Linked DNA regions of Homo sapiens: regions 2, 3, 4 and 5 are each linked to region 1. The links are chromatin contacts, found by Hi-C or POLR2A ChIA-PET in ENCODE. All regions are on one chromosome and are shown on one strand. The core of a region is the stretch at or near the end of the contact, and the rest is flanking DNA. Distances in the headings are between cores, read along the strand shown.

Region 1 (2,700 bases), core at 113-2,612:
ATTTGTCCTTTTGTGTGTGGTTTATTTCTCCCGTGGTGCTTTTATAAAGCAAATAATAAATTCCCAATTATTAGGTTTCTTATAATTTAACTGAAAATGCTGACACAATCTCTGAACTAAGCATGCAGTTATCCCAGAAACCCTGCTACTGTTCCAGTAGCCCCAAAGACCTCAGTCTGATCCTTTCTTAGCCTGTAGACAGGCCTGTTAAACAGCTGTAACTCAAAGAGCAGGCTCCAGAGATCCCTGGAGACCATCCTGTGGTGAGTGGATAGAGCGAAGGCATTTGGGAAGCTGTGCAGGCCTGAGAAACCACAGGCGAGAAAAGGAGAGGACTCATCAAGCTGCTCTGGCCCTAAAATGGGCCTCCTGTCTCCCTGACAGGCTCTCCTGCACTCTGACACTTATGTTGGGCGACACCTGTCAGAGTTGAGGCCAAACTGCGGTCGAGTCACTGAGAGTGTCACCAGTGCAGGGAACTTCACGGGGTCATGAGTCACCTTCCATGGCTCAGAGGTCTGGGCAGCCCTGCCCCACCCAAACTCAGGAAAGAGAGACAAGAGGCAAAAACAAAGTTGGCAGAAAGAGAGAAACAGACAGATGGCCAAAAAGCCAGACTGACAGGCCCTGAATTAGAGTAAGGGCTGAGTGGCAGAGACAGGGTGAACAGACACAGAAGCAAGGTGGAGACAGATATAAAACAGGATCCAGATACCCCGACAAAGACAAAGTGGAGAGAAATATCAGGTTGACAGCGACCTAGCTGAAAGACAAAAAGGGCAGGTTACAACAGGTGACAGAGACAGCAACAGGGGATGCTGAATGTTTTACTTAAACAGAAGATCAGCTAAGTCCAGGCGCAGTCTTTCTCCCAGCTCGGCTCGTCAGGCCTCAGGCATTGGTGGCTCGAACCCGAGGTCGTCAAGCCGCGCCCACCCTACGCCCCGAAAGGCCAGCGGACGGACGGGGGCGGGATCTCTAAGCGCTGTGGCCGGCGGAGCTCCGCCGCCGCGAGGGTGACCTTGGGCGAGAAGCTGCCCCAAAGGCCTCGGTATCGCGGTCTGCGCGCCGTGTGGGCAGAAGACTGCGGGATTCGGAGCTGGAGCGCCGGGACCCCAACCTCCCGCGCGGGGCTTTGGTATGCCGGTCCACGGAATGGGCCTGGCGGGGCCAGCGGCGCGAGCGTCGGGGCCTGCTGAGGAGCCCTTAACTCCCCCACCGACTTCTCCTCCCCTACCCTTGCCGCCCGTGGTCCTGGCCACGCAGTACCTGCCAAGGGCTCAGCGCTCACATCCCCCGCCCAAGATATCCTCTCTGCCGCCGGCGCAGGCCTGTTGTAGCCTCAGCTGCCGCAACAGATTCAGCCTGTGCCTTCAGCCCCCGGAAACGCTTCCCGGTCCCGCCCCCCGAAACTGACAGTGCTTCCGGGGGTGCGTCAGAGAGAAAGCGGAGTGCGCATGCGGGACTTACCGTCTGAGCTGGGCGTCGGGAGAGAGCGCGGAGGTAGCGGGCGCCTGCGCAGTACACTCTGGAGCGGGTCAATTTTAGGGACTGACTACGCTGTTGAAAATAGGGGAGCAGATACTGAGTTCTAAACCTTCTTGAAACCTTGGCATAGGCCAGGCGCGGTAGCCCACGTCTGTAATCCCTGCACTTTGGGAGGCCGAGAGGGGATGATCGCTTGAGGCTAGGAGTTCGAGACCATCCTGGCCAACATGGTGAAACCCTGTCTCTACAAAACATACAAAAATTAGCTGAGCGTGGTTGCGCGCGCCTGTAATCCCAGCTACTTGGGAAGCTGAGACAGGAGAATTGCCTGAACCCGTGAGGCAGAGGTTGCAGTGAGCCGAGATCACGCCGCTGCACTCCAGCCTGAGCACAGAGCAAGACTCTTAAACAACAACAACAACAACAACAAAACAAACAAAAACACCTTGACCTTCTCCGTCTCTTCTCTAAACAAACGAACGAAAACCTTGACCTCAGTATGCCTGGCGGAGATTATCTCCAAATCCGTTTCTGCCTTCACAGCACCCATCTCGCTTTTTGGCATGTAGTAGATGCTCAGTAAATGGTCAATGAAAGGACCAGTGCCTTTCCGTGGGCTGCATTGTGCTGGGCACTGGGGTCACACAGATGGTGGGACAGAAACGATCTCTCTAGCCTCCAATTCTCCCACTCCCTCCCAAAACCTCCATACCTCTTCTCGCCCCTTTCTTCCCCACTGCCCCCCCATGTTAGTGTAGAAGAGAGATAGGTCTTTAGCGGTGGGACTCTTACCTTTGGACCCGTTTACAGACCAAGTGCCCTCTTTGTAGAAGAACTAATTTATACCTGAAATCCAGGCAGCTGAAGCGATGTGGTCATAATGCCTTCTGGATTTAGGGTGGATGTTCTCGTGGGGCCTGACATGCCTGTTTGATATTGTCTGTCTCAGTTTAAGCTGATTGGTTTCCCAGCTGTTATGCCTGTCTTGCTTGTTGTTGGGCCCTAGGACACAGGAGTGTAGCTTTCCTAGAGAATTCTACCAAAAAAATTTTTTTTTCTAGAAAACAAAATGAAAGAAAACAAATATGGAAGCACAGAAATGGGAGTGGATGCAGAACAGCTTGTCAAAGATTCTACTTCAAACATGTATGCTCCAGCTCCCCCGCCTTGTGGTTTTGTTTTGTTTTGTTTTGTTTTTTTTTGGAGACGAAT
Region 2 (2,700 bases), core at 2-2,501, 1.6 Mb after region 1:
CACAGTGTCTCACACCTGTAATCCCAGCACTTTGGGAGGCCGAGGTGGGCAGATCGCTTGAGGTTGGGAGTTCGAAACCAGCCTGGCTAAAATGGTGAAACCTCATCTCCACAAAAAAAAAAAAAAAAAAATTAGCCAGGCATGGTGGTGCGTGCCTGTAATCCCAGCTACTCAGGAGGCTGAGGCAGGAGAATCGCTTGAACCCCGGAAGCGGAGGTTGCAGTGAGCTGAGATTGCACTACTGAACTCCAGCCTGGGCGTGACAGAGTGATACTCCGTCTTGAAAAAAAAAAAAGTATTGGCAATAGAGTGAACTCCACCTGGTTATCAATCCTAACTCCATCACTCACCAGCTCTGTGACTTGTTTAGTTATTTAATCTTTTTCAGTTTCAATGTCCTCATCTGGAAAACGGGAAATGCCTACCGAGTATTGAACTGTCAAGACTAAATGACACATGAAAAGCACACTGAACAATGCTTAATCCACGGTAGGCTTTCAGCAAATAGTGGTCTCTATTATTTTTTGCAACAGGATGTTATATAAGAATAAGGCATTATCAAGACGATTTTCGCCTATCAAATGTGTTGTCTGCGTGTACATCAGACCTTTTCCTGGAATGAAGGTAGAAAAGTATCAACAATAAAGGATGGAGAAAGCCCCGTAAATGATAACCTTTGCCCCAGAGGGAAAGGATGGGCAGCGGAGGGGAAAGTAAAGGGTGGCAAGCTAGAAAAATTAGACATCCAGTGTGGGAGGGCTGGCACTGGAGTGGGTTGCCACAGTAGGGAGGGGACTCAGAGCTGGAGGCAATTCCTTTGGCCGGGCTTGTCCTGCGACTTACCGTGGGGCAGCGCAATGTGGAGAGGCCTGGTAAAATGGCTGGGCAAGGGTGCGGAGGGGACATAACTGGCAGGAAGGAGTCATGATTCGTGGTCGAACAGAGTCCAGACCAGCTCGACCTGTGAGCAACGAACGGCCCTGAGACTCGCATACCCCAATACCGGTAGTGGCCGTGAAGGGCAAAGAAATGTGTTCTGAGGCGATCCCAGCATCTAAGCTGCGACTGGTCTACTCAGAGACTGGATGGAAGCTGGGAAGAGAAAGCTGCTTCCCGCTTCGGGGTGAGGGATGGAGGAAGGGAGAACAAGCAGTAGAGAAGAAAAAGTTTCAGATCCCACAGCCCCGGGGGGTCACTCCTGCTGGACCTACTCCGACCCCCTAGGGCCGGGAGTGAAGGCGGGACTTGTGCGGTTACCAGCGGAAATGCCTCGGGGTCAGAAGTCGCAGGAGAGATAGACAGCTGCTGAACCAATGGGACCAGCGGATGGGGCGGATGTTATCTACCATTGGTGAACGTTAGAAACGAATAGCAGCCAATGAATCAGCTGGGGGGGGCGGAGCAGTGACGTTTATTGCGGAGGGGGCCGCTTCGAATCGGCGGCGGCCAGCTTGGTGGCCTGGGCCAATGAACGGCCTCCAACGAGCAGGGCCTTCACCAATCGGCGGCCTCCACGACGGGGCTGGGGGAGGGTATATAAGCCGAGTAGGCGACGGTGAGGTCGACGCCGGCCAAGACAGCACAGACAGATTGACCTATTGGGGTGTTTCGCGAGTGTGAGAGGGAAGCGCCGCGGCCTGTATTTCTAGACCTGCCCTTCGCCTGGTTCGTGGCGCCTTGTGACCCCGGGCCCCTGCCGCCTGCAAGTCGGAAATTGCGCTGTGCTCCTGTGCTACGGCCTGTGGCTGGACTGCCTGCTGCTGCCCAACTGGCTGGCAAGATGAAGCTCTCCCTGGTGGCCGCGATGCTGCTGCTGCTCAGCGCGGCGCGGGCCGAGGAGGAGGACAAGAAGGAGGACGTGGGCACGGTGGTCGGCATCGACCTGGGGACCACCTACTCCTGGTAAGTGGGGTTGCGGATGCAGGGGGACGGGGCGTGGCCGCCTGGCCTGGCGTGAGAAGTGCGGTGCTGATGTCCCTCTGTCGGGTTTTTCTGCCAGCGTCGGCGTGTTCAAGAACGGCCGCGTGGAGATCATCGCCAACGATCAGGGCAACCGCATCACGCCGTCCTATGTCGCCTTCACTCCTGAAGGGGAACGTCTGATTGGCGATGCCGCCAAGAACCAGCTCACCTCCAACCCCGAGAACACGGTCTTTGACGCCAAGCGGCTCATCGGCCGCACGTGGAATGACCCGTCTGTGCAGCAGGACATCAAGTTCTTGCCGTTCAAGGTTCGACCGGGTTTTTCTCATCCAGTTAGAGAACGGGTGGGTGGTGGGAGTATTTAGAGTTATAAGTCTCTGGAAAAGTGTTGAGACAACAGTTGAAGGTTATAGACATGATGTATGTAATAACTTTAATACTATTAGTATGTTACAAAACTTAAGACAGTTGCTGTCGTACTGTCTACGATAGTTTAGGAATAAAAGACCGATTAAAACTGAACTTTGTAAGACACCTATACTCCCTGAAGTATTTCTAGTCAATTTGCAGCCCCAAGGGACCAAAATAAACCAAATTGTGGGGATGGTAGTGGGTCTTTTAAACTTTGAGATGTCATTGTATCTGTGTCTGAAAACAATAATTCTTTAAAATAGGTGGTTGAAAAGAAAACTAAACCATACATTCAAGTTGATATTGGAGGTGGGCAAACAAAGACATTTGCTCCTGAAGAAATTTCTGCCATGGTTCTCACTAAAA
Region 3 (2,700 bases), core at 79-2,578, 1.9 Mb after region 1:
TGGGTGGAATCTGCTTATTCTTGGGCTTGTGTTGAGTCTGGGGATGGAACCAGAGTTCCTTAAGGTGGAATGGCTGGCTTGGCATTGACGAGTTCAGGGACCTGACTTAGGGTACTGATTTGGACCGTGACTTTTTGTTTGAGATAGAGTTTCGCTCTTGTTGCCCAGGCTGGAGTGCAATGGCGCGATCTTGACTCACTGCAACCTACACCTCCCGGGTTCAAGCGATTATCCTGCCTCAGCCTCCCAAGTAATTGGGATTACAGGCATGGGCCACCATGCCCGGCTAATTTTGTATTTTTAGTAGAGACGAGGTTTCGCTATGTTAGGCTGGTCTGAACTCCTGACCTCGGGTGAACCACCCGCCTCGGCTTCTCAAAGTGTGGGGATTACAGGAGTGAGCCACCGCGCCCGGCCTGGACTGTGACTTGGAACAAGATAGTTTTTCCTCTTTTGTTTATTTTCCTACTGCCTGCATGATTGCTATTTATTTAAAGAGACGGAGTCTCGCCACGGTGCCCAGGCTGGTCTGGAAGCCCTGGTCTCAAGAGATCCTCCCACCTCGGTCTTCCGAGTAGCTGGGACCACAGAAGCGCGCGCCGTGCACTTTTGATGTTTTCAACTTCCTTCCTAAGCAGAAAGGAGACGGCCCAGCAGCGGATGGTGAAGCTAATCCAATATAGTGAGCTGCCACCAGCGTTTTTAAGTGCATTACATAGTAAGAACGTGGTTCTGCTGGACGTTATGTACTCGGTTGCGATATAAAACGCATCATCTACAGTAGGTGACAGGCGCCAAAGTCTAAAAACTGGTCTCAAGGTGTAAGGTCCCAGGACTAGTTTCTGGAGCTACTGGCTTGTGAGTGAAGCTGGAGGCGCAGACTTCCCGGGTCACACGGTGGCAAGGCAGCTGCCTAGGGTGCGGCGGGACCGGGCGGCGCGGGGGGGCGCCTGGCCAAGCAGTGCAGCCCCGGCCGGGTTTGTAGCCAGCACAGCACAGCGGGGCCTGTGGCACCGACTGGGTTCTTTTACTTTTGACACGAAGCCCCTCCCACTTACCACGCTCTGCACGCGCCCCTGTTAAAATAGAAAAAGACCGAGAGGCCTCGGAGACTCAGTCATCATCTGTGGCTCTGGCCGCTCGCTGACGTGGCGAACTGGGCTGAGGGAGCGCCCGGCTGGGCACCCGAGAACTCCAGCCGTTCCGGCCCAGTCGCCGCTCAGAGGTGGTAACAGTAGCCGCCAAGGCCGCGCACGGGCGCATGCGCGCGTCGGACCAACCCCCTCCCCCCACCGCGCAGTCACTTCCGGCGCGCTGGGAGACGTGCGGTTCCGGGTCGCTGCTCGGCTCGCCGGCTGGGCGGTGGGGGTTGGTGACGCGGGCCGGGGCTCACGAGAGGCCCGGGAGGCGGGGCTTTGCTGGCTTCCCAGAGAGAGGCAGGTGCGCGGGCCAGGACTCCGGGAATGCGAGCAGGCCCCTTATTCTCCCAGTGGCCTCGGTCTGTCCCCACAGCGGCCCGGTCAGGGTTGCCCGAGCCCCAAGGCGGGGGGCGGCACCGGGGTGCTGAAAGGGTGAGAGTGGGGGCGGAGGCGGGCTGCCCCGGCCTGGGAGTCTGGAGCCTAGGGTTCCGGGATTCCTCCCTGCGCGACCTTGGACAAGTCGCTCCTCCTCTCTAGGGCTCAGTTTCCTTGCTGTCAAATGGGAGAGATGTTGGATCCTTCCTTTCTTTGACAGTCCAAAGCACGGGCGGGGCTGGAGGTAGCCTGAGGGAGTGAGATCCAAACTGCCGTGGCAGGCACCTGCCTGCCTCCCTGGGGGTTAGACATCTGTCTTTACCCAATTTTGCCTTGCTTTTTGTCAGTGCACATCCGTGACCAGACGCCCAGGGTCTGGCCGGGTAAACAGTATGTGAGTGTAGTAATCAACTGAGAAATAAATACTGGCTCCAGGAAAACTTAACCTCATTCAAATTGTTTTGCTCAGGGCTCCCAGGGAGAAGTGAATTTAGGCACCCGCTGCGGTGATCAATTCTGTTCTATGCGCTTGTAAGTGAAGCTCTTAGGCAAAAAACAATTTCATAGGAGATCAGGGTTAGGGAGGGTATCCCATTGAGAGTTGTGACAGGTTTTCTTACCCCCTTTAATCCTTCTTCTGCCCCTCCTCTTCCTTCACTTCTTCCCCCTATCCCCACCCAACATTTTGGCCATACACTTGAAAAGAAATACCCAATGCATTTTATCTTTGTCTTCATGCAGGACAGAATGCTTTGACCTCCAAGCTGTTTTAAATCTAGTAGATAAGCCAGGTGAGTAAGTGGTTTACACACATTGAAAGTAAAGTTTCTGAAGAATTGTACAGCCTTAATGGAGGATCTGAAGTGGTAAGATGGCATTTGTGTATCTCAGAGCAGAGCTTAGGTATCCTCCACAAAACATGGAAAGTTAAGGTTGGAACCAGAATATTAGTGTTTTATACACCATTAGGAGGAAAAGGTTTTTGAATCTTACTTTGAATATCATGTCAAACATTCTTAAGAAAAGAAACTGTGAGGCCGGGCGCAGTGGCTTATGCCTGTAATCCCAGCACTTTGGGAGGCCAATGCAGGTGGATCATCTGAGGTCAAGAGTTTGAGACCAGCCTGACCAACACGGAGAAACCTCGTCTCTACTAAAAATATAAAATAAGCCGGGCATAGTGGCG
Region 4 (2,700 bases), core at 178-2,677, 1.9 Mb after region 1:
CTTGAGGTCAGGGGTTTGAGACCAGCCTGGCTAAACCTTGTCTCTACTAAAAATACAAAAATTTAGCTGGGTGTAGTGGCACACACCTGTAGTCCCAGTTACTGGGGAGGCCAAGGCAGGAGAATCTCTTGAACCCGGGAGGTGGAGGTTGCAGTGAGCCGAGATCGCGCCACTGCACTCCAGCCTAGGCGACAGAGCCAGACTCCATCTCAAAAAATATATAAAAAATAAAATAAAAATAAAAAAGGCTGTATGGCCAGGCGAGGTGGCTAACCCCTGTAATCCTAGGCACTCTGGGAGGCCGAGGAGGGCGGATTGCTTGAGCCCAGGAGACCACCCTGGGCAACAGCTCTACAAAAAATAAACAAATTAGCCAGGCCTGGTGGCTTGTGCCTGTAGTTTCAGCTACTCGGGAGACTGAGGTGGGAGGGCTGCTTGAACCCGGGAAGCGGAGGTTTTGGTGGGCGGAGAGCGCGCCATGCCTTCCAGCCAGGGTGACAGAGCGAGACCCTGTCTGAAAAAAAAAATTAAAAAATAAAAAAAATAAATAAAGGCTGGGGCCAGGCGTGGTGGCTCACGCCTGTAATCCCAGCACTTTGGGAGGCCGAGGCGAGGGGATCACCTGAGCTGAGGAGTTCAAGATCAGCCTGGGCAACATGGCGAAACCCCGTCTCTACTAAAAATACAAAAAATTAGCCAGGCGTGGTGGTGCATGCCTGTAATCCCAGCTACTCAGCTACTCGGGAGGCTGGGGCAGGAGAATCGCTGAACCCGGGAGGCGGAGGTTGCAGTAAGCCGAGATCGCGACACTGCACTCCAGCCTGGCACCCTGGGCGACAGAATGAAGCTCTGTCTCAAAAAAAAAAAAAAAAAAAAAGGTGTAAATGCTCTTTGCAGTTCCATATACTGCCTCCCCAGAACCTTTATGGAGTTGGATTATAACTGCCTGAGCCCGCCCCTCCCGTCCATCTCGCGCTTTAAATTCCTCCGCGACGTGAGCCTCGGTTAATCGTCTTTGAAAACTCTGGCCCCTCCTCCCGTCAGCACCCCCAGACTACTGGCGCCCAGCTCAGAGTTGCCCAGATTGGGAGATCTGCAAGGTTTCCCGAAGGAATGAATGAACGAATGACTGAATGGACGAATTTGAGTCCTCCGTGTGCCATCTCTGGTAGCTGCCGCCCACGTTGGGCCTCGGTTTCCCCAACTGCGCGCCTACACCGTGACGCCGACCTCGCTATCAGGGGTGCCGTGAATGAGGCGAGCACTACAAGGCGGGGCTCCGGCCCTACCAGGCGGGGCGGGCAGTACCACGGCGTTCCTCGGGGGCGGGGGAGATGAGGCGGAGCCGGGGCTCCCCCGCTGCGGCGCCATTGGCCGCGCCCGCCGCCACCCGGCAGTAGTTGCGGAGGTCAGCCCCGCCTACTTCCTCTTTCCCTCGGAGCGGGCGGCGGCGTTGGCGGCTTGTGCAGCAATGGTGAGAGCTGCGGAATCGGGCGCCATCCGAGCGCTGTGAGGCGCGGGGGTTGGGGAAGGCGGTGCGGGCTGAGCCCGCGGATTCTATCTGCCACCTAGGCCTGTGGGGCGCCGCGCAGAATGGTCTGGCGCCACCACAACCCGCCTCTTCGCTTGGCGCCGGGAGAGGCGCGCGGCCCGGGCCTGGGTTACTCTGCCCAAGGCACGGCCGGCGAGGGAGACTGTCCTGAGCCCTGGTTGGGGCTCCGGCGCACTCGTAGTCGATGGCGAGTCGCGCGCCTTTGGGGGCTGGCCACGCAGGTGAAGGGGATATGGCCCCGCGGCCTGGCTGAGGCACACTCTCTCTTGCGCGCAGGCCAAGATCAAGGCTCGAGATCTTCGCGGGAAGAAGAAGGAGGAGCTGCTGAAACAGCTGGACGACCTGAAGGTGGAGCTGTCCCAGCTGCGCGTCGCCAAAGTGACAGGCGGTGCGGCCTCCAAGCTCTCTAAGATGTAAGTGAGGCGGCCGGATCACAGCCCTCGTGGGTGGGGAGCACGTGTGCATCGGGATCGTCGGAGGATTTCAAAGTTGGCTTAAGGAGCTGGCCGCTTAGATGCCCACTCCGTGCATCCTGGCGCGCATGGGAGACCCGTTGTGTGCTTAGCCTCTTACCTGCCTTGACCTTGCGGTCCTTGTGCCTGGAATGCATCCCCGGAGACCCATCTTAATGCTGCCTTCAAAGCCTACCCGGACCCCTTCCTTCCGCTTCCCACCAACACTTGAGTTTTTAACCCCCTTGGCAGGTGGGTGGCTTGCACCCTGGAGTGGCAGCGTAAGTTATTTTACATGGCTAAGAGTGCGGGAGACTTGTGAAAGGAACATGGGTTTGGAGTTCATCAACCTGGGTACAAAGTCCACTTCTCAAAAAAAAATTAGATGGGTGTGGTGGTACAGGCCTGTAGTCCCAGCTACTCTGGAGGCTGAGGCAGGAGGATCACTTGAGCCCAGGAGTTGGGAGGCTATGATGGGGCCACTGCTCTTCAGTCTGGTTGACAGGTGAGACCCTGTCTCCAAAAAAAAAAAATGGTGGTTGCCCTCTTTGCCCCCAAACAACCTTAGTAGAGGCAGGGGTGGGAGGATTGGACAAGCACAGTTGCACACTGAATCCTCAAAAACCATGTTGACCAGCTGTCTACTAGGTGACTCCCTCATCCTGACATGACTACAAATAACTTCTCCCTGGCTCG
Region 5 (2,700 bases), core at 89-2,588, 1.1 Mb after region 1:
CAATAGGCTAATACCAAACAGCCTAGGTGTGTAGTAGGCTCTGACATTGTGTAAGTACAGTCTATGATGTTTACACAACCACAAAATCAGCTAACGATGCATTTCTTGTGTCCTCATCATTAAGTGATGGATGACCATATTTGAAATACATGGGTAGACCCACCGTGTTTTTTGTTTTTTTGTTTTGAGACAGAGTCTCTGTCACCCAGGCTGGAGTGCAGTGGCCTGATCTTGGGTCACTGCAACCTCTGCCTCCCGGGTTCAAGCCATTCTCCTGCCTCAGTCTCCTGAGTAGCTGGGACTACAGGTGCACACCACCACGCCAGACTAATTTTTGTATTTTTAGTAGAGACAGGGTTTCACCATGTTGGCCAGGCTGGTCTCGAACTCCTGATCTCAAGTGATCTGCCCTCCTCGGCCTCCCAAAGTGCTGGGATTACAGGTGTGAGCCACCGTGCCTGGCCCCATGGCATATTTATTAATAAGTTTAAAATTGGGCAGGGGTCCCTCAGGGCTGAAATTCAACCTTGAGTTTTTTCTTTTGCTAAGGTGCGTTTTTGAGAGACTTCCCCAAGCATCTTTCAGGTGGGAGAACCACTCTCACTGCACTCCCTGAATCCTTTTTCCCCCTTCATCGTGGCTTTCTCTACTGATTTCCTCCGTGAGAGAGGAAGGGAGCAGCATGAGACACACTGAACTTCTGCCCTGTGCCAGTCCTCCTACATCTCCTGGAAACCTCCCAGCAGGGCTTGAGGAAGATTATTGTCACCTCCATATTACAGATATTATAATAAGAGAAATAACTAACATTGACTGCATGTTTACTATGTGTCAGGCACTATGCTGGGTGTTTTTCAAGCATCATCCCATTCGATTCCCACAGCAATATACTCTAAAGTTGAAACTATTGCCCTGGATGGGAAAACCCGAGGCTCAGAGAGAAGTGTCACATCCTAGGACACACAGCAAGTTATAAGAGCTGGCATTTGAACCCAGGTCTTTCTCAGAGAGGCTGAGCTGCCTCATCACTCATTTCTGGACGAACTAAGGGCTTTTCTCCGTGGAAATGGGGAGAAAGAAGATTCGATGGAGAAGCCTAACACTGATTCCTGCTCAAGGCAAGTCCAGGCACTGGCGCATCTTGCCAGAACTCAGTCTCCGACCCAGGCCTTTCCCTGCACTGGAGAAGCGGCGCGCATGCGCCCGGCCTCCCTCCCGGCCCCGCCCCGCGGGAAGCTACCGCTCCTTGCTTTCAGCTCTGGGGCTTGCGCACTACGTCCCCAGCCAGAGGCTCCTTCCCGGTCGGGGACTTCCGGAACGCCGGGGTGTGGTTCCGGGTCGTGTGCGGCTCGGGGTAATAGGGCTGCTGCTCGGCCGGCCGGCGGCGGCGAGCAGCAGGGGCATGAGGGCTAACCCGGGAAGCGGCAGCTGAGCGGGCCGGGAGGAGCGCCGGTCCCCGTGGATCCCGAGAGTGCAGAGCTCGGGGCAGGGGCCGGGAGGCGTGGGGGAGCCGGGCCCTCCCCTCAGGAACGTGTCCCGGGGCCGACCCGGCCCGTAGTGTGGAAGCAGCTTCAGGTAAAGGTTGCCCCAGCCGCCAGCTCCCCGCCCGTCCGTCAGCCCACCAGCTTGCCCACCTGGCGGCCCTCTCACCCCTCCAGTTTCAGCGCTGCCCGGCGGGCCGCCTGCCGGGCCCTTGTTCAGGTGGCCCGGGCGCGTTCGTTTCCTGGCCATTTCCAGAACTGGAGGCTGTCAGGAGTCTGAGGCGGGTGTGTGGTTTAGGGGAAAAGAAGCCAGCTGACCTGGTAGTGTGGGGGTGGGGGGTGTAGTTGACTCCGGCAGTTTCTGGGCCTGCACTTGGCAATATCTAGGTGCCCTGGTCTTCATAATGTGAAAATCAAGGTTTTCAAGCATTGACTGTGTGGTCCTTGTTTCCTTGCGTCCCTTCTCCCCCTCCCCCTTAAAGAGGTTAACAGCCTTACAGACTTTTTTCTAGCTACAGTGCTGCTGGAACTTTGATTCATTCTTTGTTTATGGGAGTGGCAAGGAGTCATTTAGATTTGTTTAAGGCTGGGAAAAAGAGATTGTAGCGTAAACAAGATTATGACTTTAACCAGAGACCCCCAAATTGACTCAGAAATTGGTTAAAACTTCCTTTTGAATGAATGAAAGTCACTTTGGAAGCCCACCACAGTACCTGGCACTGTACAAAGCACCATGTTGTTATAAACCCAAATCGGCAAAGTTCAAAACTTTCCCAGGTGTGAAGAGTCAAATGGAGACCCATTGGTTTAAAAAAAGCAGCGTTCTCATTCTCTGACAAGCAGGAGAGGTGGATCCGTAATGTTAAAACCCACTTGAGCAGAAGCCTAGATATGGGTTTTATTCCTTATATTTTATGAGCCCACACAAGGTACCTAGTAAACACGGAAAGAGTTCTTGATGAAGCAATAATTGTTTTCATGTTTTTCAGTTTACACACCTGCGGGATTTGGGGCATGCTGGTAGCCCTTTCCCATTCATCTGTGTGCTCATGCCTACCTTCAACTACTGTGTGTCCCAGACTGCACTTACACCCCCTTACATCTCCTAATCTGGCTCCTGGTTACCTTTCCAGTTATGCTTGAAAAGGTCTCCTTCTTTAATTACCCCATCCTGATCCATTACTCTGAATAAGTAGGATCTCTAATCATTTTTGTTCTT

Evidence for each region. Hi-C counts contacts between places; a loop is a spot of excess contacts on that map. ChIA-PET counts read pairs that join two places held with the same protein, here RNA polymerase II (POLR2A). Pooled maps may share reads with other maps.
Region 2: a pooled map shows a loop between it and region 1 (10-fold over the local background). The contact joins the promoter of HSPA5-DT here to the promoter of ZBTB43 in region 1. A Hi-C loop is called at or near these places in 1 of 37 single-sample maps with no recorded cell type and 6 of 50 pooled maps. POLR2A ChIA-PET finds 5 or more read pairs at or near these places in 1 of 52 experiments (activated CD4-positive, alpha-beta memory T cell).
Region 3: a map of CD8-positive, alpha-beta T cell shows a loop between it and region 1 (12-fold over the local background). The contact joins the promoter of GOLGA1 here to the promoter of ZBTB43 in region 1. A Hi-C loop is called at or near these places in 1 of 168 maps with a recorded cell type or tissue (CD8-positive, alpha-beta T cell), 2 of 37 single-sample maps with no recorded cell type and 9 of 50 pooled maps.
Region 4: a map of B cell shows a loop between it and region 1 (8-fold over the local background). The contact joins the promoter of RPL35 here to the promoter of ZBTB43 in region 1. A Hi-C loop is called at or near these places in 2 of 168 maps with a recorded cell type or tissue (B cell and naive thymus-derived CD4-positive, alpha-beta T cell), 2 of 37 single-sample maps with no recorded cell type and 11 of 50 pooled maps. POLR2A ChIA-PET finds 5 or more read pairs at or near these places in 1 of 52 experiments (PC-9).
Region 5: a loop to region 1 is called in a pooled map, with 9 times the contacts of the local background. The contact joins the promoter of MAPKAP1 here to the promoter of ZBTB43 in region 1. A Hi-C loop is called at or near these places in 6 of 50 pooled maps.

What each region holds. Positions count from the first base shown.
Region 1 is chr9:126,803,702-126,806,401 of GRCh38, reverse strand. ZBTB43 (zinc finger and BTB domain containing 43) reads right to left here and starts at 1,362. Exons shown (of 3, transcript NM_014007.4): 1 at 1,270-1,362. RefSeq lists enhancers at 188-337, 488-597, 1,008-1,067, 1,135-1,636 and a silencer at 1,698-1,747.
Region 2 is chr9:125,240,207-125,242,906 of GRCh38, reverse strand. It overlaps HSPA5-DT (HSPA5 divergent transcript), which reads right to left and starts at 1,251. Exons shown (of 3, transcript NR_186826.1): 1 at 844-1,251. It overlaps HSPA5 (heat shock protein family A (Hsp70) member 5), which reads left to right and starts at 1,564. Exons shown (of 8, transcript NM_005347.5): 1 at 1,564-1,902; 2 at 2,000-2,231; 3 at 2,598-2,700. The coding sequence starts at 1,781. RefSeq lists enhancers at 966-1,275, 925-1,429, 1,243-1,537, 1,430-1,934, 2,076-2,155.
Region 3 is chr9:124,939,711-124,942,410 of GRCh38, reverse strand. It overlaps GOLGA1 (golgin A1), which reads left to right and starts at 1,328. Exons shown (of 23, transcript NM_002077.4): 1 at 1,328-1,440; 2 at 2,256-2,305. RefSeq lists silencers at 894-953, 1,284-1,653 and enhancers at 735-1,235, 1,236-1,736.
Region 4 is chr9:124,860,684-124,863,383 of GRCh38, reverse strand. It overlaps RPL35 (ribosomal protein L35), which reads left to right and starts at 1,427. Exons shown (of 4, transcript NM_007209.4): 1 at 1,427-1,474; 2 at 1,829-1,965. The coding sequence starts at 1,472. ARPC5L (actin related protein 2/3 complex subunit 5 like) reads right to left here and starts at 1,254. Exons shown (of 6, transcript NM_030978.3): 1 at 986-1,254. RefSeq lists enhancers at 1,008-1,227, 1,668-1,777, 1,818-1,867, 1,303-1,926 and a silencer at 1,248-1,517.
Region 5 is chr9:125,705,846-125,708,545 of GRCh38, reverse strand. It overlaps MAPKAP1 (MAPK associated protein 1), which reads left to right and starts at 1,338. Exons shown (of 12, transcript NM_001006617.3): 1 at 1,338-1,575. RefSeq lists enhancers at 965-1,124, 1,122-1,416 and silencers at 1,125-1,294, 1,405-1,634.